Linked DNA regions of Homo sapiens: region 1 is linked to region 2. The links are chromatin loops, found by intact Hi-C in ENCODE. Cell type or tissue: HepG2. All regions are shown on one strand. Each heading gives the region's core, and the rest is flanking DNA. Links, peaks and the distances in the headings are about the cores only. Region 1 overlaps KCNIP4 (potassium voltage-gated channel interacting protein 4). Region 2 overlaps KCNIP4 (potassium voltage-gated channel interacting protein 4).

Region 1 (11,297 bases), core at 1,126-9,125, 580 kb after region 2:
CTTTGGGTCTCTAGTCTCATATTTCTGAAAAAAACCCTGTTTCTTCACAAAGATTACATTAGTTTTGGTTTTCTTCAATAGTTATCTACTGTATAAGGGATGGACTTAAACTACAAAGTTGTAGACATCCAGATGCATCAATGGTTTGATGATGAACATGTTTTGAATCCTCATTAGAAAAGCTGAAGGCATAACATAAAATGCAAATTTTAGAAATAAAGGGGAAAGTGAAATCCCTGAATGTTAATGTTTTACTAGACCTTTGGTATTTGAAAAATGATTTTATAAATCTGAGTAATTACTAAAATGTAATTTCTATGGTCATAATTTTTCACTCTCAAGTGGCAAAACCTTTTAACTGAGGAGAATAGAAAAGTTGAGTTAAATGAACTTCAGAAGGACCCTTTTTATTTCTTAGGACAAGTGCAAATGTGCTTTGCTTCCCTACACACCTATCAGATGACAACATCATGTTGAAGAAATCACTATACTTAGTGAGCTATCATTGGGCTTTTAAAACATAAGTGGGTTTTGTACACAATTTTATGAAAAGCATTTTTTATGGCATGGATCAGAAACTGCTGCTAGTAAGAATCTCTCAAAATATTAACTGATAACAGATGTGGGATCTTAAACAGAGATACAAATGCCTTTAATATTACATTGACATTTGATGACATAAGATGCTTTTTCTCGAAGTTTAAAAAGGACCAGGAGCTGGATGTGTATTTCAAAAAGGCATATGGATGGAGCTGTGAAGCAGATGGGAAACTGGGAGACAATGCCTTTAAAAAGACTCAATAGTCAAGGCCTGGTCCTCAGCATCACATTAAATAATTAATTCTACATGTATCCACTATACAGTAATCATGATAATTATAATAGCAATTATTTATAAAACACTTGGAATGCATCAGGTATAATTCTGTATGCTTTAGATACATTATTATTTTACTCTTTTTACAATAGCTCTGCAACATAAGTATTATTCTCCTTATTTTATCAAAGAGGAAACTGATTAGGGAACTTAAGAATTTTGCCCAAGTATGCAAAGAGTGTGTAAGGTTTTATTCAGATTCAATTCTAGGACTTTCTAACTCTACAGCTGTCTCCTCACCACAACCTGTTCTGCCTTTCCAAACTTTTTTGAGGTTCTACTATGTGCCTAGCTCCTTTCTAGATTTTGATGATGAAGTGGTGAACAGGCAGGACCCCTGCTGTTAGAGATCTCACCCTCTAGTTAATAAGTTAGACCTTAAACAAATACTTGTATTAGTAATTAATCTATTACCATGATGGTTAATGCTATGAAGTTTCCTTCGGGATGCTACTCTTGTGAGGGGATGCTACTCAAAAAAGACATAAAGAAATCCAGATACATATATGGAAAAAAGGGAGTTCATCTCTCAAAGAGTACTTTTTAAAACTTCATTTCAAAAATCATTCATTTAAAGTAGTTTTTACACAACGTATGTTTAATTTGCAAGAGCTGAAAGCTGAAATGAATGTCTTAGCAATTCTCTACATGTAGCAAGAAACCATATGTTTTAGAAACAAAAAACATGAGAAATGTTAAATATATTATTATTATTACCACCTTTAGCATTTTTCATGCCAGTTGAGGAGAAGGGAGAGAAGCCAGTTTGATTCAATGTTTTCTTTGATTAGATTGCTTCTTTGGGACTTGTGGCCTTTGGTTGCTTGCAGCTGTGGATTTAGAGGTTTAAGTGAGTAAAAAGCAGGATATGGCTAGTCAAGAGATTGCTGCTTTGAAAATGTGCCTTTCCCCTGTGTTTATCCTTCACTCCAGCACAAAACTGTCCTCCTTTATAACACAGCATCTGTAAGGCAATTAAAACAAAACTCTTTGGAGCAATGTTGTCAATAATCAAAACTCATGACTAAGATAAATAACTAAAAATTATTAAATATGACAAGCATTTCCTCCACATACTTAAGTAGTATTAGTAAATACTGATCTGTTGACTATGTGCTACATGATTTGTAAAAGTTTTCTCATATTACTGTCACATCTACCTGATGAACTGGGAATTGGCAGCAATTGTCATTATTGATAGTTAGACCCATTTGACAGATGATAAAACTGAAGTTCAGAAAAATTGAGTGACTTTCCCAAAGTTATCTGTCTAGTAAAGGGTACAGTTTTCAGCCCTGGGGCCGTTGGGCTACAGAGCCTATGCTAATTTCGAGCCAGCCTGGAAGGTTATTTTGTATTTGCTGCCATTTTGTCTCAGGTGAATTAGAGCAGGACTAGTGTGTTGTCAGAATGTATTGAGCATAGAGAGTGCATGATCTGCAGGCAGAGAAAAATACCTGCAGAAAAAAAAAATGAGGATTCTGAAGAATTAGTAAGGAGAATCTAAATGCCCTAAAACCATAGGGCATTATTGTAACCAGTTTGACCTACAGGCAATGTGCTCCTGACAAGGAATTCTCCTCTGCCCATTCAAGTAATCAAAACCCCATTAACCTTTTCACGCATTTCCCTCTGTTCCTAGCAGAGGGCAAGTATGCATACTTAAAATAAACAAAAATGAATTTTAACGAATTAGGTAGAAATCTCAGTGAGGATGACAGAGCAGGTCTCACTCTTAGAGGTTACAGCACTTTACAATTTGCCGCAGTGTTTGGAATGTCCCTTTGCCCTTAATAAACATTAATGATCTGATTATATATTTGTTACCATTAGAAATTTCATTTTATTTCCACTCTGCAGTCACACATGATTAACTTCCTTTGAATTCCATGTTTGCTTAGTTTTGAATGAGAAACCTAAGTATACATATAAAATAGCAGGTTTTTTTAAGTGCCATGGCATGGTTTTGAGATTGTCAGAAATGGACCATAGCCTATGTGAATGGTAACTTTGACTTTTATTGACTTCAGCTAAGCTATACATTAGAGATTTAACAAAATAAATGAATTACTTCTTGCTATATTGCTGAGAATAAAATAAAATGAGAAAATATCCACATTGCCTTAAGCCAAACATATGGAGTTCAGGAAAAAGAAAATGCTCATGCTACCCTAAAATAGGATATTTGGTGACTATTTTTTCTAAATCCTGTGAAGTTGGGCTATTAAATAAAAAGATTGAGCTGGGCCCAGTGTCTCACACCTGTGATCCCAGCACTTTGGGATGAGGGATCCCTTGAGCCCAGGAGTTCAAGATCAGCCTGGGCAACATAGTAAGACTCTGTCTCTACAAAAGAAAATTTAAAAAATTAACTGGACATGGTGGCATATGCCTGTAGTCCCAGCTACTTGGGAGACTGAGGTGAGAGGATTGCTTGAGCGTGGCAGGTGAAGGCCGCTGTGAGATGGGACTGCACCACTGCACTTTAGCCTGGGTGACAGAGTGAGATCCTGTCTCAAAAATAAACAAATAAACTTAAAAAGGGTTGAGAAAGCAGAAAGGAAAATTGTACGTGTTCTTTAAATGCATAAGTGATGCCGATTTGAATTTATCTTAACCCTTCTTTAATTATTGAATTGTATGTAAGATTAGGAATCTGAACCAATTTCACTTAGAGATGCTTGAAAAGGTGACATACTCTTCAGGAGAATTTCTTTTATCTACACTCTCTTTCCCTTATTCCATCCCTACTTCGACTTTCTTACCCACTTCCCCAGAATAAGAGGACTTTACAGACTCTCTGAGATAATGCTGTAGTTCTATGACCACAGCAGGAGCCTTAGCTGACAGTATTTGTAGGTGTTGCCAGATGTGTCTGGACAAGGAGTTGAGCTTTGAAAAGTACATACTTCTTTCACAAAGTCACTGTTTCCTTATGACAATTTGGCTGTAGTCTTCAGGATAATAAAAGTTCTGAGCAGAAAGTTCTTAAAATAGTATTATACTCAGAGGAAAAGGAAAGACAGGGTAAATCTTTGTAAAAGGGATATTGAGGATATAAGCTTGGAAAAGTGGACACATGATCAGAAAGTCAAATAGAAATAGACAGCTATTCACCTGGAAATAAGAGGTAGGTTATTTATGTTTCAGATTAAAGAAAGAAGGTTACTCTCTAGGATAGAGAGCAGGTCTGTGTTTCAAGCTTGGTTTGCAAGATGTACTCAGCATTGAACAAGAAACACTGTAGTTAAGGGGTCAGAAATAAAGCAGTTTGTTAAGACAGGGAGGGAAAAATTTGTGCCCAGGCAGTGGCAATTATTTTTTCTGATGCTTCTTCTCATAGCTGCATGCTGATACAGTAGATGCCTCATGTGAACTCATTTGCCAATTATGGAAATGGATAAAAAGACAGTTAAAATCCTATCAAATAAAGAAAATGAACTGGAATAATTTTGACCCTAAGGATTAGTTGAAAATGTCCATTAGAATGATGATGACAAAGACAAGCTATCTTTTACTGACTACTCACTCAAATACATGCTTTCACATTTAAAGAACCTAGTTAGGCATGTATTTCTAGCCCCATTTCTCAGATGAGTAAACTAAGACAGGCAAAAGCACGTGTCTATGAAGCAGAGAAGGAAAATAGGAGATTAGAAGAAGGAGAAGGAAAAAGAGAAAAAGGAGAAGAGGAGGGGGAGGAGGAGGAAGAAGAAGAAGAAAAGGGAGGAGGAAGAAAAAGAAGAGGAAGAGGACAGAGAGGAAGAAGAGGAAGAGGGAGTAGGAGGAGGAGAATGAGCAGAAAAGGAGGAAGAGGAAGATAAAGAAGAAAAGGAGGGGAAGAAAACTCCTGACGAAATTCCAAGTAAATTTCTAAGGGAAAATGAGAAGGCTTTCTCTGGAGACCTGAAATTGTCATGACTTAGGATTTTTAATTCCTGCTTAAGACAAAAGCTACTCCAAAATGAAAGCGTTCATCATAGGAAGATGGAGTCTTCTCCCAAACCTTAGCACAATTTGAATATTAGATAGTATGAAACATTGTTTTAAAAGTCTAAACCAAAAGTGAAGTGTATTCTGTCTTATACAATAGTAATCTTTCTAGAAGTTATACGTAGGAATTTTTTTGCAACTCTTGGCAATCTTTTGTATAATAAAACTACATTGTCCTGTTCGGATGTGCTTACCTAGTACCACCTGGTGGCAACCAAAAATATTTCAGGAAGGGAGAAGAAATTGGGAATGCTCATCCTAATTTCTCAAACCCAACTTCCATCTCAGGAGGGGGTTGTTTAAGCACTGGAAATATTATTAGTATGAGATCACCTGTGCTAGGTGGTTTGAACTCAGTAGAGAGCTAGTACTGAAATATGCCATATTGACAACACCAAGAATCACCACTGTTTATCAGGAAGACACTTTCAGATGGATTTTCCTTAGCCATAATTGATAAATGTATTTCTTTGTTCTCTCTCTTCCTGATTGTGGGCATTGATGCATAAGACAGCTGACTAGCCATACAAATGCAGAACAAATGATCATGGCAGAGAACGAACCTAAGTGGAACACACAAAAGTGCCAAACCTATCACCTTGGCCTCATTAATACCAGGTTACAGCTAATTGTGCTAACAACCCCTCCCATCTCTCGTCTTCATTACGTAATAGCGAATTTCTTTTCATCTGTGACTTAAATTGCTTTTTCAGATCTAGTCCCCTGAAAATTTCTTCTCCTCCTCTAGGCAATCTCCTATAAAACATTTATTCAAGTATTGATTGAGTATCTGCTATTGCAAAACACTATGCTAGATGCTAGAGAATTCAGCATTTGAACTAGAGGGCTAAGATTCTTACTGTTATTCTAATGTAAAAGACAAATAATAATAACAATTTATTTAGTGCTACTATGTTTCAGGTACTGTTCTAAGTGATTTATGCTGATTGGCTCATTTAATTCTCACAATAATCCTATGAGGCAGGTACTATTTTTATCCCAATTTTATTAATGATAAAATTGAAACATAGGGAAATTAAGTAACTTGCCATGGTCACCTGCATAGTGATAGAGATGGGATTCAAACCCAAGCTGACTCTGGAGTTTATTCTTATCCTTAACCACTGCTTTGTACTGCCTGTCAATAAATAAGAAAACAAGCAGCAATATACAAGAAAATTAATAAACAACAATTTTTGGTAGTGAGATACGATATAAGGAAAATCAATTATTGCAAAGGAATAGAGAGTGATGGCCTGAGAAGGGAGAGGAAAGGAGGGGCTGCTGTAGACAGGGTGACCAGAAGTATCTCTGAAGAGATGACATTAGAGCTAAGATCTACATAAGAGAGAATCCATATTGTAAAGATCAGAGAAAAGACTCCCAGGTAGAAGGAACAGCAAGTTCCAAGGCAAGAGGAATGCCTGGGAAGGCTTAAGGAGCAGAAGGATAAGACCTGCAATTGGAAATCAGGGAACAAGAATGGGGGGGAACAATGAGATACCATTTCACACCTGTTAGAATGGCTGTTATCAAAAAGACAAAAGATGACAAGTACTGGCAGATATGTGGAAAAAAGGAGGACCCTAGTACACTTTTGGTGGAAATATAAATTACAGCCATTATGCAGAGGTGCAGTGAGCTGAGATCACTCCACTGCACTTCATCCTGGGCAACAGAGCAAGACTCTGTCTCCAAAAACCAAAAAAAAAAAAAACAAAAACAACACAGCCATTACAGAAAACTGCATAAAGTTCCTCCAAAAATTAAAAATAGAAATTCCATGTGATCCAGCAAATCTTACTTCTGGGTATATATCCAAAGGAAAATAAATATATCCAAAGGAAAAAAAATAAATTGAAGAGAGATACCTGCACACTCATGTTCATTGCAGCATTATTCACAATGGCTAGACTACGGAGTCAATTGACAGATGAATGGATAAATAAAATGTGGTACATATACACAATAGAATACTATCTGGCCTTTTAAAAAGAGGGAAATTCTGTCATTTACAACAACATGTAGGTACCTTTAGGACATTATGTTTAGTGAAAGAAGCCAGGCACACAAAGACGTGTGCTGCAAGAGATCACATATATGTGAAATCTAAAACACTTGATCTTATAGAAGTAGAAAGTAAAACGGTGATTAACAGGGTCTGGAGCTGGGAGTGGTGGTGGGTTAGATGTAAGTGAAAGGATACAAATTTTCATTTAGATAGGAGGAATAACTTAGAGATCTATTGCAAACAATGTGACTACAGTTAATAACATATTTTTGAAAATTGCTGAGTAGATTTTTAATGTTCTCAGTACAAAAAATGAGAGCATGCATATGTAAATTATCTCTCTTGAACCATTCCATGATGCATACGTATTTCAAAACATCATGTTACATATGATAAATATATACTATATATACTATTTTAACAATTTAAAAATAATTTTTTAAAACACTTTAAGAAGATAATATGGAATAGATGAAGTTGAAAATAATGTGTACACACGGACATGGAGAATGGAATAATAGACATTGGAGACTTGGAAGGATGTGAGGCTGGAAGGGTAGAGGGGGTTGGGAGATGAGAAAATTACTTAATGGGTACAATGTACACCATTCATGTGATGGTTACATGGAAAGCCCATACTTCATGACTACACAATATATCCATGTAACAAAACTGTACTTGTACCCCTTAAATGTATTATTAGAAGGAAAGGAAAGGAAAAGAAAGACAGGAAAGGAAGGGAAAGGAAAGGACAGGGGGAGGGAAAAGAGGAAAAGTTGAAAGTAAGGAAAAAGAAAATGTATGGTCTGGACTGCAAGGATGCTGTCAGTCCCCCTGAAGAGACCTATTCTAATTCCAAAGAGGAATCACTGGGTTGTTTTGAGCAAGAAAATGATATGATCGTGTGCATCATTCAGATTGCTTCTGCTGAAATGTTTCCTTCCAATTCATAGCTTCACTATTGTTTCTCAAGGTATTTCACTAGGCATCCTGCATCTAATGTGTCAAATACCCTTGGCTAGGTCTCCTGTTGCAAGGCCAACAGTCTTCCTTCCCTTGACTGTTCTTTCCCAGACATTCCTCTTTCTAATTGGTCTGAATGTCCACTTATAACATCCAATATCAGTGAAGCTATAGTCATAATTATATCTCCTCTGACTAAGGGCTATAGTAGAGGCATTCCAACAGTGCTGAAAGCAAATGAAGTCATGTTTTATTGGTAGAAACTGGAGACTGTTTGGCATTTTAGTAAAGCAAATGTTTGACCCAAGGGCACTATTGTACCAGTGTTAGTCATGAATCTCTCCTATGTTTGTTTTATTAAGTTTCAAAATTTTACTCTTTGATAAATAATGTTCCCACAGAGAATGTTAAAGGCCCAAAGGAAAGAATTACAGTATCTGTAGTAATGGTATGTAATGAATGCAGTGAAGTCAGAAGAAAAACTGCCTTGTTGTCAAAGAGGAGACTGTTTCGATTACATGGACTCTCAGAACTTCTGCAGATTCTGCTTGTGCCTGCCACATGCACTCGACTTAGCCCTACCTATTACATGAAAAACTCCCTAAATGGAGAAGCTTCACAGCTCATTATACCATGGTATCAACCATGACCCCTTTCAACATATGAGTACATATGGTTTGGATGGATGGATGGATGGATGCATGAACGTATGGATGAGAATCCAAAGATCCTGAAAGTCAGTGCAATCCATGTGATACTCCCACCTATAGTAGAATCTTAGAGATGATCAAACCCGGTAAGGTAATGTGATCAAGAGCTAAAATATCACTGAGAATCAGCCTTAAGAGAAGCTGCAGCTTTAATGTCTAGAGAATGACTATTTTTTAGCTTCCCAGTTTCCATGTTTGGAGCCAAGCATGGACACTTAATCAAATCAAGGACACTTAATCAAATGATATTAAGTGGGAAAAAAAAACTTGTCACCCTATCTTGGTTTCCTCTCAGACTAGCTAACATTGTAAGACTCAGCTTAAATGTCTTTATGCTATTTCCCTCAGGAGGATATTCCTGACCTATAAGGCTGGTTAAGCATCCATCTGAGGTGCCTCTACTGCAGCAGGTTTTACTGTGATTGCCCTGTAAATGTCCATGTTGTTCCAAGTTCTGTTCTTGGTATTTGAAACCTAACATATACTAAAGTTAGCAAGAATGTTGCCTTTGGTTGGGAGAAGTCATATTCTGCCTGTAGCCTAAACTTAAAACAGATTAACACATCCTCCCCTTTCAGTATAAACTTTTAAGTATTTTTTTCATAACCAGGAGATTAGAATGTTACTATATAATCACTTCATAATCATAGTGTATTCACATAGTATTGTATTCACTACATAAGGATAAGATTTATATATATATGTCTGTATGTATATACAAATATATATACTAAATGTACACATATATACACAAATATATATACACAAATACACTATACTATATATATACACAAATATACTAAATATATTATATATACACACAAATACACACACACACACACATATAAACATTAGAGGAAAGAAGCCATTGCAACTTGCCAACAGTAGTTTCTTCTTCCTTTGTTTAACCCAGATAATGAAAGAAAGAAAGAAACTATCTGTAAAAACTGAAGCTGTAAATTCCACTCCAAAATGATTAATTTATACTCATATATATGTGTGATTCTTATTTTATTTACTTTTTACTTATTGGCAAGTATTATCTAATAAATGTATATTGGTTTCTCACCATAAAAAAATTCTTTAATATTTGCAAAGCAGAACTCTAGGGATACAGATATTTATATCTATGTTATTACTATAAATCAATCTTTTTTCTTATTTTTAAGCAACATCAATGAAAAACTATTATTAGGATTCTAGTCATAAACTCTAGTACTAGAAGCTTGATTCATGTTATTAATCTGGAATTACTTTAAGAGCATTTTTGTGTTTGTTTATGGATTTTGGAATGATGCAGAAGTGAGATTTATGAGAGTTTCAGTAATTACATTTTTAGGTACTTATTAAACTGGTGTTATCATAAACATTGTGGTATATTTGTGGTCTTTGTGGACTTATTTCTTGGGATAGATTCAACGGAGAGAGTACTTCATTTCTTAGCAGCCTGTTAAAGCTCTTGATGGAAAAAAACATTATTTTTTCAGCCACCACCATCCTTGTATCCTCAGTGACTTGCTCTGTGCTTTGCTCAGTGCATGACCCATGATGGGGGCTCAATGAACTGGCATTAGATTGAAAAGTAAATAATCAGGAAAGAAGTGGAAGGAGGTAGCTTATGTAAACTGTACTTTAAGGAGAAAGATAGCTAAGAGAAAGAAATAAATGAGTTGACATTTGAAAGGACACAAGGGCAAAGAAGCATTTTTTAAAAAACATTGTTTTCTCACCTATTATAGAAAGAAAATAAGTTTTTTTGTATGAAGTTTAGAGAATACAAGGAAATTCAAAGAAAATTAAAGTTAGCCTGTATCTCACAAGCCAGAAATAGCATGTATGCATTTTTCAATGCATAACACCCACATGTGCCTGCCTGCAGACATCACATGCATTTATATGATTCTTAATACCAGCTTGACATATTTACCCATGACTAAAGAATTTCCCATAACATTTTCTATTTTTCTAAAACACCCCATCTTATTTAGCTAACCAATATTGCCCTAATTTATTTAGCTAACCTATATTGTTGACCACTGGGGCATTTTCCAATGCTTCCTACTATATTTCCACAATGGCTATCCTTGATCAAAAATCTTTGTACACATCTTTGTTATTTCCTTAGCAAAACTTTATGTGAAGGATGCTTTGTGAACTGAATCTGGCTACTATGATCTCAATGTTTGAAGCTGAGGGAAATGAACCAGAGTGAGCAGAAAGTGCAAGGTTTCACTAAAAGAAGCAAGGAAAAATGATGGAGAAGGTCTGGATGAAGGTCAAATGAGTTGGGCAAAAGCCCAGGCTGAGAAATGAGTCTTAGAATATGGGGTCCAAATTCCTTAAAGATGAAAAGGGAGAAGGAAAGATAATAGAAAATATAGATGTTTGCTGGGCGTGGTGGCTCACGCCTGTAATCACAGCACTTTGGGAGGCCAAGGCAGGTGGATTGCTTGAGTCCAGGATGTTGAGACCAGCCTGGGCAACATGGCAAAACCCAAACTCTGCTAAAAACACAAAAATTAGCTGGGCATGGTGGTGCAACCTGTGGTCCCAGCCACTCAGTAGGATGAGGTGGGAGAATCACCTGAACCCAGGAGGTCAAGGCTGCAGTGAGCTGAGATCATGCCACTTGCACTGCAACCTGAGCAATGAATGAGACACTCAAAACAAAAAAAAAAAAAAAAAAAGTTTGGTGTTAGAAGACAGAAAACTAGAAGGAGTTCTCTGGTGACTCCTTTTCTCA
Region 2 (11,297 bases), core at 2,125-10,124:
GCTAAATGCCCCAATTAGAACACACAGACTGGCAAATTGGATAGAGTCAAGACCCATCAGTGCACTGTATTCAGGAGACCCATCTTACATGCAGAAACACACAGGCTCAAAATAAATGAATGGAGGAAAATTTATGAAGCAAATGGTAAACAAAACAAAAACAAACAAACAAAAAAAAAAAAACAACAAAAAAAAACAGGGGTTGCAATGCTAGTCTCCTACAAAACAGACTTTAAACCAAGAAAGACAAAAAAGGGCATTAGATAACAATAAAGGGAACAATTTAACAAGAAGACCTAACTATTCTAAATATATATACACCCAATACAGGAACACCCAGATTCATAAAACAAGTTCTTAGAGACTATAAAGAGACTTAGACTGCCACACAATAATAGTGGGAGACTTTAATACCCCACTGTCAGCATTAGACAGATCAAAGAGAAACAAAATTAACAAAGATATTCAGGACTTGAACTCATCTCTGGATCAAGTGGACCTAGTATACAGCTACAGAATTATCTACCCAAAATCAACAGAATATACATTCTTCTCAGTGCCACATGGCACTTATTCTAAAATTGACCACATACTTGGGAGTAAAACACTCCACAGCAAACGCAAAAGAACTGAAATCATAGCAAACAGTCTCTCAGACCACAGTGCAATTAAATTAGAACCCAGCATTAAGAATCTCACTCAAAACCACAAAATTTCATGGAAATTGGACAGCCTGCTCTTGAATGACTCCTGGGTAAATAATGAAATTAAGGCATAAATCAATAAGTTCTTTCAAACCAATGAGAACAGAGGCAATGTACCAAAATCTCTGGGACACAGCTAAAGCAGTGTTAAGAGGGAAATTTACAGCACTAAACACCCACATCAGAAAGCTGGAAAGATCTCAAATTGACACGCTAACATCCCAATTAAAAGAGCTAGAGAGGCAAGAGCAAACTAATCCAAAAGCTACAGAAGACAAGAAATAACCAAGATCAGAGCATAACTGAATGAGATAGAGACATGAAAAACCCTCCAAGAAATAAACAAATCCAGGAGCTAGTTTTTTGAAAAAATTAACAAAATAGATAGACTGCTAGCTAGACTAATAAAGCAGAGGGAGAAGAATAAAATAGATGCAATAAAAAATGATAAAGGGGGTATCGTCACTGACTGCACAGAAATACAAAGCACCATCAGAGAATAATGTAAACACCTCTACACAAATAAACTAGAAAATCTAGAAGAAATGGGTAAATTTCTGGACAAATACACCCTACCAAGACTAAACCAGGAAGCAGTTGAATCCCTGAAGAGACAAAAAGCTCTAAAATTGAGGCGGTAATTAATAGCCTACCAACCAAATAAAAGCCCAGGACCAGATGGATTCACAGCTGAATTCTACCAGAAACACAAAGAGGAGCTAGTACTATTCCTTCTGAAACTATTCCAAACAATTGAACAGGAGAGACTCCTCCCTGACTCATTATATGAAGCCAGCATCATCCTGATACCAAAACTGGGAAGAGACAAAACAAAAAAAGAAAACATCAGGCAAATATCCCTGATGAACATTGATGTGAAAATTCTCAATTAAAATACTGGCAAACTAAATCCAGCAGCACGTCAAAAAACTTATCCACCACAATCAAGTCAGCTTCATCCCTGGGATGCAAGGCTGGTTCAACATAAGCAAATCAATAAACGTCATCCATCACGTAAACAGAATCAAAGACAAAAACCACATGATTATCTCAATAGATGCAGAAAAGGCCTTTGATAAAATTCAACATCCCTTCGTGTTAAAAACTCTCAATAAATTAGGTATCAATGGAACATATCTCAAAATAATAAGAGCTATTTATGACAAACCCACAGCCAATATCATATTGAATGGGCAAAAGCTGGAGGCATTCCCTTTGAAAGTGGGCACAAGACAAGGATGCCCTCTGTCACCACCCCTATTCAACATAGTATTGGAAGTTCTGGCCATGGCAATTAGGCAAGAAAAAGAATTAAAGGGTATTCAAATAGGAAGAGAAGAGGTCAATATTTCTGTTTGCAGACATGATTTTATATTTAGAAAACCCCATCATCTCAGCCCAAAAACTTCTTGAGCTGATAAGCAACTTCAGCAAAGTTTCAGGATACAAAATCATTGTGCAAAAATCACAAGCATTCCTTTACACCAACAATAGGCAAGCCGAGAGCTAAATCATGAATGAACTCCCATTCACAATCACTACAAAGAGAATAAAATACCTAGGAGTACAGCTAACGAGGGATGTGAGAACTACAGATCACTGCTCAAGGAACTAAGGGAGGACACAAACAAATGGGAAAACATTCCATCCTCATGGATAGGAAGAATCAATATCATGAAAATGGCCATAATGCCCAAAGTAATTTATAGATTCAATGCTATTCCCATTAAACTACCATTGACATTCTTCACAGAATTAGGAAAAAAAATATTTTCAATTTCATGTGGAATCAAAGAATACCCCATATAGCTAAGACAATCCTAAGCAAAAAGAACAAAGCTGGAGTTATCACACTACTTGACTTCAAACTATACTACAAGGCTACAGTAACCAAAATAGCATGGTACTTGTACCAAAACAGACATGTAGAACAATGAAGCAGAACAGAGATCTCAGAAATAACACCACACATCTACAACCATTTGATCTTCAACAAACGTGACAAAAACAAGCAATGGGAAAATGATCTCCTATTCAGTAAACGGTGCTGGGAAAGCTGGCTAGCCATATGCAGAAAACTGAAACTGGACCCCTTCTTTACACTTGTACAAAAATCAACTCAAGATGGATTAAAGACTTAAATCTAAAACCAAAAACCATAAGATCCCTAGAAGAAAACCTAGGCAATATCATTTGGGACACAGGCATGGGCAAAGACTTCATGCAAAAATGCCAAAAGCAATTGCAACAAAAGCCAAAATTGATAACTGGGATCTAATTAAACTAAAGAGCTTCTGCACAGCAAAGAAACTATCATCAGAGGGAACAGGCAGCCTACAGAATGGGAGAAAATTTTTGCAATCTACCTATCTGACAAAGGGCTAATATCCAGAATTTATGAGTAACTTAAACATATTTACAAGGAAAAAAACAACCCCATCAAAAAGTGGGCAAAGGATATGAACAGACACTTCTCAAAAGAAGACATTTACGTGGTCAACAAACATGGAAGCTCAGCATCACTGATCATCAGAGAAATACAAATCAAAATCACAATGCGATACCATCTCATGCCAGTGAGAATGGCGGTAATTAAAAAGTCAGGAAACGATGCTGACGAGTCTATGGTGAAACAGGAACACTTTTACACTGTTGGTGGGAATGTAAATTAGTTCAGCCATTGTGGAAGACAGTATGGTGATTCCTCAAGGATCTAGAACCAGAAATACCATTTGACCCAGCAATCACATTACTGGGTATATACTCAAAGGAATATAAATCATTCTGCTATAAAGACACATGCACACGGTATGTATTTACAATAGCAAAGACATGGAACCAACCCAAATACCCATCAATGATAGACTGGATAAAGAAAATGTGGTACATATACACCATGGAATACTATGCAGCCATAAAAAGGAATGAGGCCATATCTTTTGCAGGGACATAGATGAAGCTGGAAGCCATCATCCTCAACAGACTAACACAGGAATGGAAAACCAAACACCACGTTCTCACTCATAAGTGGATGTCGAACATTGAGAATACATGGACACAGAGAAGGGAACAACACACACCAGGGTCTGTTGGGGGTTAGGGGGTGAGGGGAGGGAACTTAAAGGAAAAGTCAATAGGTGCAGCAAACCACCATGGCACATGAATACCTGTGTAACAAACCTGCATGTTCCGCACATGTATCTTTCTTTTTTTTTAGAAGAAATAAATAAGAAAAAGACAACCTTCTGGTATGAATTGATTGGCAGCTGGCCAAGCTGCCCTCCTCCTAGGTCCCATTCTCATTTTAGTAACCTCACAATAATAGAAGTCTGCTTCTGTTTGTGGTTGAATTTTATGGTGAGTTTTATTTGATGTAAAATATGATTTTTGCTTTTTATTGACGAACAGAATTTATAAGTGTGGAATGCTATGGAGGAGAGATGGCTAGCCCATTAATAGACATAATAAGGGATTCCTTATAAAGTCCTCAAAATATTTTGCACGTCAGTGTCATAAATTCCTATAAGTACAGAAAAAACAAATGGTGTAATGTGATAATGACTCATAGATCAACCTTCAGTCTCATGCCAGGCAACTTAGTGAACTGCCACAGGAAAAATATCTAGATAAAATCTTCTTGCATGACAGAGGGAATTCGAACAGTTTCCTTCAAGATAAAATAATGAATAATTCTAAGAACAAGGAAGTTATTTCTAAACATAAAACCACAGGCAAACCACATGAAGGAAATAACTGATGTAATTGACTAAATCAATACTGAAAATGTCTATTGTTAAAAATACCACAAATGAAATCAAATAATATATGACCAGCAAAAGTATTTGGAACATACATGAAAAGTGATTACTTCCTCTTTTATACAAACACTAAAATAGAAAACCTGGCAGAGGGACATAAGGCATTTTAGAAATGCAAAAATAGAAACGGTTAATAGATATGAATATAAATGTTCACTCCCAATAAAATAAATATAAATGATAAAAGTATCCAGTTTTCCTTCAGGATATGATTGGAGTAGTTTTTTTTAAAATACTTAAAAGGAGGAGTTGATGACAGTGTGGAGAGAGTAGCACTTTTATAGGAGTGTGAATTCGTATAGACTTCTGGAGGTGAACTTGTCTGTACATGTCAAAGGCCTTCCCATTTTGAAGTCCTTTGATGTACTAGCTATATTTCTAGTAATATTTCATATAGCTTAGAGCTGAGTATAAGGTTTTAAAACGAGGATATTGCTACATCAAACAAATAACAAAAAAAATTGAAAAAAATTCCAAATGTTTGAAAATAAATTGACATATGATTACATGTAATGTATCCAACAAATAATTATTAAATGACATCACATTTGATTTTAGATGATAAACATCATATAACCCAATTGTGTGTTCTTGAAGGCTGTATACCAGAGATTATCTCTGGGAGATGGAAATGCAGCATCTATTAATTCCTTATTTGTGTTTTCTATATTTTAATGGTTATATAAAATTTTGTACCATGAGAAATAATTAATAATTGCAAATGTGAAGGAAACTTTCTTAAAACTTATAAAAATCTGAGAGTGTAACACCAACTAAGAGTGGATGTGTATAGATTTCTCATTTATAAAAATAAAGTTTGGTGCTTACCAGCAGGTGGCAGTACAAAACAAGCAGTGAGAAATCCTTTGTAAACAAAGGTACCTCAAGACTGAAAATGAGGAGCGAGACTTGGGAGTGAAGCATTTCTCTTTTTCCTTGATATGCAGAATTGTAACCACAACACCAAGGTGAAGCCCTGCTTTATAATCATTTGGGTACTTAAATCGGAATTTACCTTAAAATATTAACGTACTCAGAGGTCAAAAAGTCAAGCAAAGCACTCCTGCAGGAGTTTCTGGTACTGTTTAGAGAGAGAGCAGAATCTATACTTCACATGCTTACATACTTATTTTATTATTATTAGTTATCAATATAGAATTGATGATTTTTGTGTTAAGATGCATACTGTATCCAAAATCCTAGGTCTTAAAAAGCTCTCTAAAATGCTGTTTAGTCCATCTAATTATTTTACTAAATATTTGTTTTAATCACAAATCATAAATTTAGAAGCTCTTGCTTGGCGGTTTATCGGCACTAGTTGGTGGTGTAACTGAGATTGATATCCATGTCTGTCAATTTCCCTTTAAGGAATGATGTGTATAATAAGAGCAAATTCTTGGAAGTTTTGTCTTCAGCAAGGATCAGTTTTGAAGTTAGAAGAATGGCTTCTCTTCTTCCTTTAGGGGATTTTGTTGGCTTTCTTAATTGACATTTTATCACTTTTCCCATCTTTAATTTATTTAACCAGAACCAAGAGCTCTGTCAATACTGAAATAGATATGTCGGTGGTAAGTTTGGTTGCTTTGGCACTTACAACTATTTGATGCTTGCTTTCAGGTAGTAGTGTGTATGTTTTAAATCCATTTCTGAATCAAATTCTGTGCTTATTAGGTCCCCGCTGTGTATATTTTTCTCTATGGCAAGAGAAAAACAGTTATTTAACGTTTTATATATTTCAGGATATGTAATTTTTTGTAAGTTTTCTTTCATTACAGACTTGTAAGGATTTTAATAACTGTATTTTGAAATAAAAATAAGCTAAAAAAAGCTAATTAACCCCAAAGAGGTTAATTAAACTCAAGGTCATAGAACCTAAAAGTATTGCATAATTGGCAATAAAGCCAGCTGCCGTTACCATTCTATTCTTAGCCATCGACCTCTCTCACCTGTCACTCCATCTGCTTCCTAACCCCATCTCCTTGATTTCTCTCTGCACTGCCTCCCCACCCCACATCCCTGAGTCAAGTTTCCACAGAGCCATGGAAGTATCCTTTAAACATGTATCAGCTCTGCCCCACCCTGCTCTGAACCCCCACATAGATTCCCATCATTCTTGCAATAAGTCTCCCTCACTCTCAACAAGGCATTTCAAGCTCTGTGTGATCTGACTGTCTCCTCCTCCAGTGTCTTCTGGTATCACTAGTCCTTGCTCGTTGGGCTCCAGTTATAATGGCCTTCTCATTCTTTCATAAAGCAAATTCCTTTCTAAAGCTTTAATGCATTAAGTCTTCTCCCTAGTTCTCTTCCTCACCTCTTCTCAGATGTTGCTCTGCAAAGAGAGATTCCCTGACTCCCTTTCTTGTGTTCTCTTTGTTTTTCTTCATTGCCATGATCACTACCTGACACTTGATCTCAAATCATTGTTTCCTTGTGCATTTTCTGTTTCTTTCACTAGAATGCATTCCCCAAGAGGACAGGGTCTTTGTTGTGATCACTGCTATATTTCAGTACCTAAAATAATGCCTGATAGGTGATAGACACTCAATGGATTTGTAATTACACAAGTGAATGAATGAATAAATAAAACACACACTTTCTGACTCTCAGTCCATGACTATGCTGGTCAGTTTAACAAAGAGTGAAATAAGTTTATTGTTAAGAGATGCCAGACTTTGAAATAAGTACATTAATTAGGGCCCTCCCTGCCTCGTATATAAAATGAGATGATAATAATAATCTTTATTTTACCTACCTTATGAAATTGTGGGAAGACTGAAAAGGAAATTGTTTTCATAAGAACTTTTTAAACTATGAGAAATTATGCAGATCATTGTTGTTAGAAAATTTTAGGTTCACCAGTCGAGGAAATTCGCTTTATGCCAACAGTGATAGCAGCAGAGGGAAGCCTGGGAAACATTTATTTTAAGACTGTGGGGAGGCAAGGGGAACAGAGATTGGAAGCCCAGGATTTTGAAGACAAATGAACTTGCATGTGAGTCCCAGCTCAAACTCTTACAATCGAGTAATCCTTGTGCAAATTATTTGAACTCTCTGACCCTTAGTTATTCTTGCATAAAGTGGGTAAGGGAAACTGTCTCAAGGGTTATTATTGAGATAGTAAATGAGATCGGTATACGCCAAGTGCAGTGCTACCTTCTTATGGAAAATAGGATGGCCTAGAATAAACCTTGTAGAACCCCAATAATTACTTTCTCACATTTGTTAAATAATGTATTGTTCAGGCCACCACCTGCTCCGTTAGCAGGAAGACATCTGAGTTTTCCTATTCTTCCACCTTCTTCTGCATTCCTGTGTAATTCAAGAGCCCTGACTCAGAGAGCGTTAATCAGGTGTTTTAAAAGCCAAGGGAAGAGAAATCTACAATCCTGGTCCACTGCTGCTATGACACATTATTACCACATGGTGCCGCTATTGCAGATGGCTCCTTTCTAATCTAATGGCCGCTTAGTTTACTGTATGCCTTTTCCTAAGTATCTTTGCTCTTGGGCTCTGGGATTCCTTGATCTGTCTCTCTCTTTCTGTCCTCACATACACATCTTCAGTTTGTTTTTTTTTTTTTTTTTTTTCACGGCCTGGTGCTAAGATCTCTGGGTCCTGAGGGATTCTGTGGAAGGAACCCTCAGCCAGGCAGGTGGCTTGCATCTGTAATCCCAGCTACTAGGGAGGCTGAGATGGGAGGATCACATGAGGTCAGGAGGTCAAGACCAGTCTGAGCAATAAAACAAGACCCATTTATATGTATTAACACAAGAAAAAAAAGAAAAGAAAAAGAAGACGGAGCCCTGTTTCTGACCCCAGAGTCCATCTTTAAGCTCAAGTCACCATCCTGATTCCATGTCCCTCCAGGGGAACAATTCCTCTCTTTCAAACAGCCCCTAACTCAGAAATTGACCACTTTTCCCCCAGGGAGCAAGTCTGCATAAAAAAGGGATAAAACAGTTTTTGTTAAGCAACATGGACACATGCGCACACAGTTACACACGCTCACACACACAGTCATTTACCATTGCCTTCTCCTGGAGCAGTGGGTACCATTAACATAGTTAATAAGACCACTCCAGTGGCCCAATAAAACAAAAAGGATTAGATTCTGCCCTAGATACTTGGGATGCTGAGATGGGAGGATCACTTGAGCCCCGGAGGTCGAGGTTGCAGTAAGCTGAGATCGCATCACTCCATTCCAGCCTGGGTGACAGAGCAAGACTCTGTCTCGGAAAAAAAAAAAAAGGTTCTCTTCATAATAAAACAATGACAAAAAGCCATTGCACTTCCCATTTTAAATTCGTACTAATATTATTATTATTTGACTGTTGTAGCCACAGTGTATACTCCCTGAGAGTAGCTCAATTTAATTTGGGGAGGAAACACTAGGCTCCATCCCAAGTTGACATGGCTGTGATATGGGTCTCATAGAGCCTCTCCTCCAATACACAGCTTTTAATGAGAAGAGCAAAGGGCTTATGAATTGAACTTCCATGGAAAATCTTCTTCTCCTGACTCTTCAAACACCTCTCTTCAATGCCTGTACACTCCACATCTCCCCTCCAGCTAGTCTGGGGGTTGGAGGAGGCCTGAGGACTTCCCAGTCCTAAGGAGCACAAAGGATAGCAGACAAGCAAAAAAGGACAGGGAAGTAGGTCCCTTAGTCTTGCTCTCATCTGAGCCCTTGGTGGAAAGGGCAGAAAAGATTTCTAAGCCTCCCTATGGCCCATTCCTTCCAGGGATGTGGAGCAAAAGTCCAGTATTAAAGAGCAAAGCCATCACCACCCTCTCATGTCTTCTGGGAGACATGCATTAGCTGGCAGTGGTTTATATAGTCCGGTTTCTGATCCTGACCAGACATAATTAATCATCACCAACTATGGGTACCAATATGACACACCTTGTTTCATTTTTATATAAATATTTCATTGAAAACAAATGCCCCAGTGTCATGATATAGCCCAAGGCTCACTCTTCTTCCACTTTCTCTCCAAGTTGAACTAGCTCATTTATGAACTTTCTGGTTGGACTTTTCTTATTTCTCTTCTGAGTTGCAAACTTTGCACATTAATTGGCACTGACTCAGTACTACCACCTCTAACATCTTTACCTTTTCTGTTCTGAACTTCAAAGTTTGTCTCCCTGGCTGGTGTTATGGCCACATTCTGAGAATTGCCAGTCTGTACCCTCTGTATCCTCCACGCAATTGTCTGAAATCATTTACTTGTTATCTCCAGCCATTATGGAAAATGCCTGCTTATCATGCATATATGATTTCCCTTTCTGCAGGTCTCTGAAGCTTCTATACTAAATTGAATTTCTTCTTACTGCTTTCCTTCTATTGTTCTGGCTTTACCATACTGTTCATTACTAAAATACATAATCACATTTAGACCAAATGATCTAATTGCATAAATTTTCTTGTGATCTGGAGTTCCTGGCACTGAAACCCATTTCCTAGCAAACCTATTAAAACTCCCAGGCTGCTTCCAAATTCTGTGTGTTGGCTGAGGGTTCCTTTTTCAAAGCATAACAAGCAAACCTGAGAATTTTTACAATTTCAGATAAATCAGTGATTGTTTTTCTTGCTTTTGTCACATTCATTTTTCAACAAAAAGGAAGATGTATATAACAAGACTGAAATGAAAAATTTAGCATATACAGTGGAAGAAGCATTCTACTTATGTTATTTAATCCTCAGAATAACTGTGCTGGGTTTTCTTTATTTCCTTTTGCTGAGAAAGTTGAGATTCAGAAAAGAGAAATAACTTGCTCAAGGTTAACCAGCTCAGGGGACAGACCCAAGCTATTATATACCTACCATTGCCAGCTAATGCCCTGGCTCTCAGAAGACACTCTAGAATGGCACATTTACCCTTTAATACTAGCTAAGGCTTTTCTCCACACTTCTGAAGACATTGTTGTTTTTATTAGCCAGTAGAATCATGTTCAAAATTCTATCCAGTTCTTTTTATTCAGTAAAAGAAAAAGAAAGGAATGATTAAACCTTCATTATGGAAAGAGATAAAGCCAAGTGTATTTGTTAGTTATAACTAGGCTAAGCTAGTTGCCCGTTTTGTCTCTATGTATATAACCATAATCACCAGCACCTTGTGTGTAATAAGCACCGGATGGCATGTGCCTATTGTGTTAGAGGAATGCACAGCCGTGGGCTTTGTTTCTTATGACACGCAGACTGCAGCTATATTTAAAATGATAATCTGGGCAATGTTCTTCACATTTTGTTTGTGTGAATTCAACCACAGTGAAGGAATTATTGTCTGGTGAACCTGTGCTCGTTGTTAGGAATGCATTCCTGAGTGTCCTGACGAGGAAATTAGGCAAACTGTGCATATGTCCATTCAATCTAGAAGCGGTTATTGAGCATTCGCTGTGTACCAAGTGCTGTCCTTGACAAGAAGACTTACACCCAGTGGTCCCAGAGGGAGACTTCGGAAGTGGGAGCACCTGTCAGATCATCATGTGAGTCCTTCCCTCCAATTCCATCCACCTACACCCCCCTCCCAATCTTCTGGGATTCTCCTTTCCTTTCTCACACTTATATATACACATTCTTCATGTGAACATTTATTCAGATAAAGAAGAGTCATGACTGGAAGATGGTTTTGATGACTCGTGGAAGAGTCTCGTTGACCCAGCCCACTAATGACGCTGGTAAAGTGTTTAAATGTTGTCTTGTAGATGCCATCTTTGGTTATGATGGTTGGCTTTAACACTAAAGAATAAAATAAGAGTGGTGTCCTTGCTGGTT

The links. Hi-C counts contacts between places; a loop is a spot of excess contacts. Peaks named below come from ENCODE experiments on the same cell type or tissue, not always from the same donor. Only the 100,000 strongest peaks of a DNase experiment are listed, where the experiment ranks them.
Region 1: a loop joins it to region 2, with 7 times the contacts of the local background. A loop is called at or near these places in 3 of 110 quality-filtered maps.

Annotation. Positions count from the first base shown.
Region 1 is chr4:21,178,760-21,190,056 of GRCh38, reverse strand. All of the region lies in intron 1 of KCNIP4 (potassium voltage-gated channel interacting protein 4), which reads left to right. Among named protein-coding and RNA genes, the nearest start is that of MIR7978, 280 kb to the left of the region's middle. In HepG2, for the core only: a CTCF peak has its summit at 5,061 (motif pointing left); no DNase peak of the experiment used is centred there.
Region 2 is chr4:21,762,632-21,773,928 of GRCh38, reverse strand. The region is part of intron 1 of KCNIP4 (potassium voltage-gated channel interacting protein 4); the gene reads left to right. Among named protein-coding and RNA genes, the nearest start is that of KCNIP4-IT1, 85 kb to the left of the region's middle. In HepG2, for the core only: CTCF peaks have their summits at 5,364 (motif pointing right) and 7,942; a DNase peak (open chromatin) is centred at 5,358.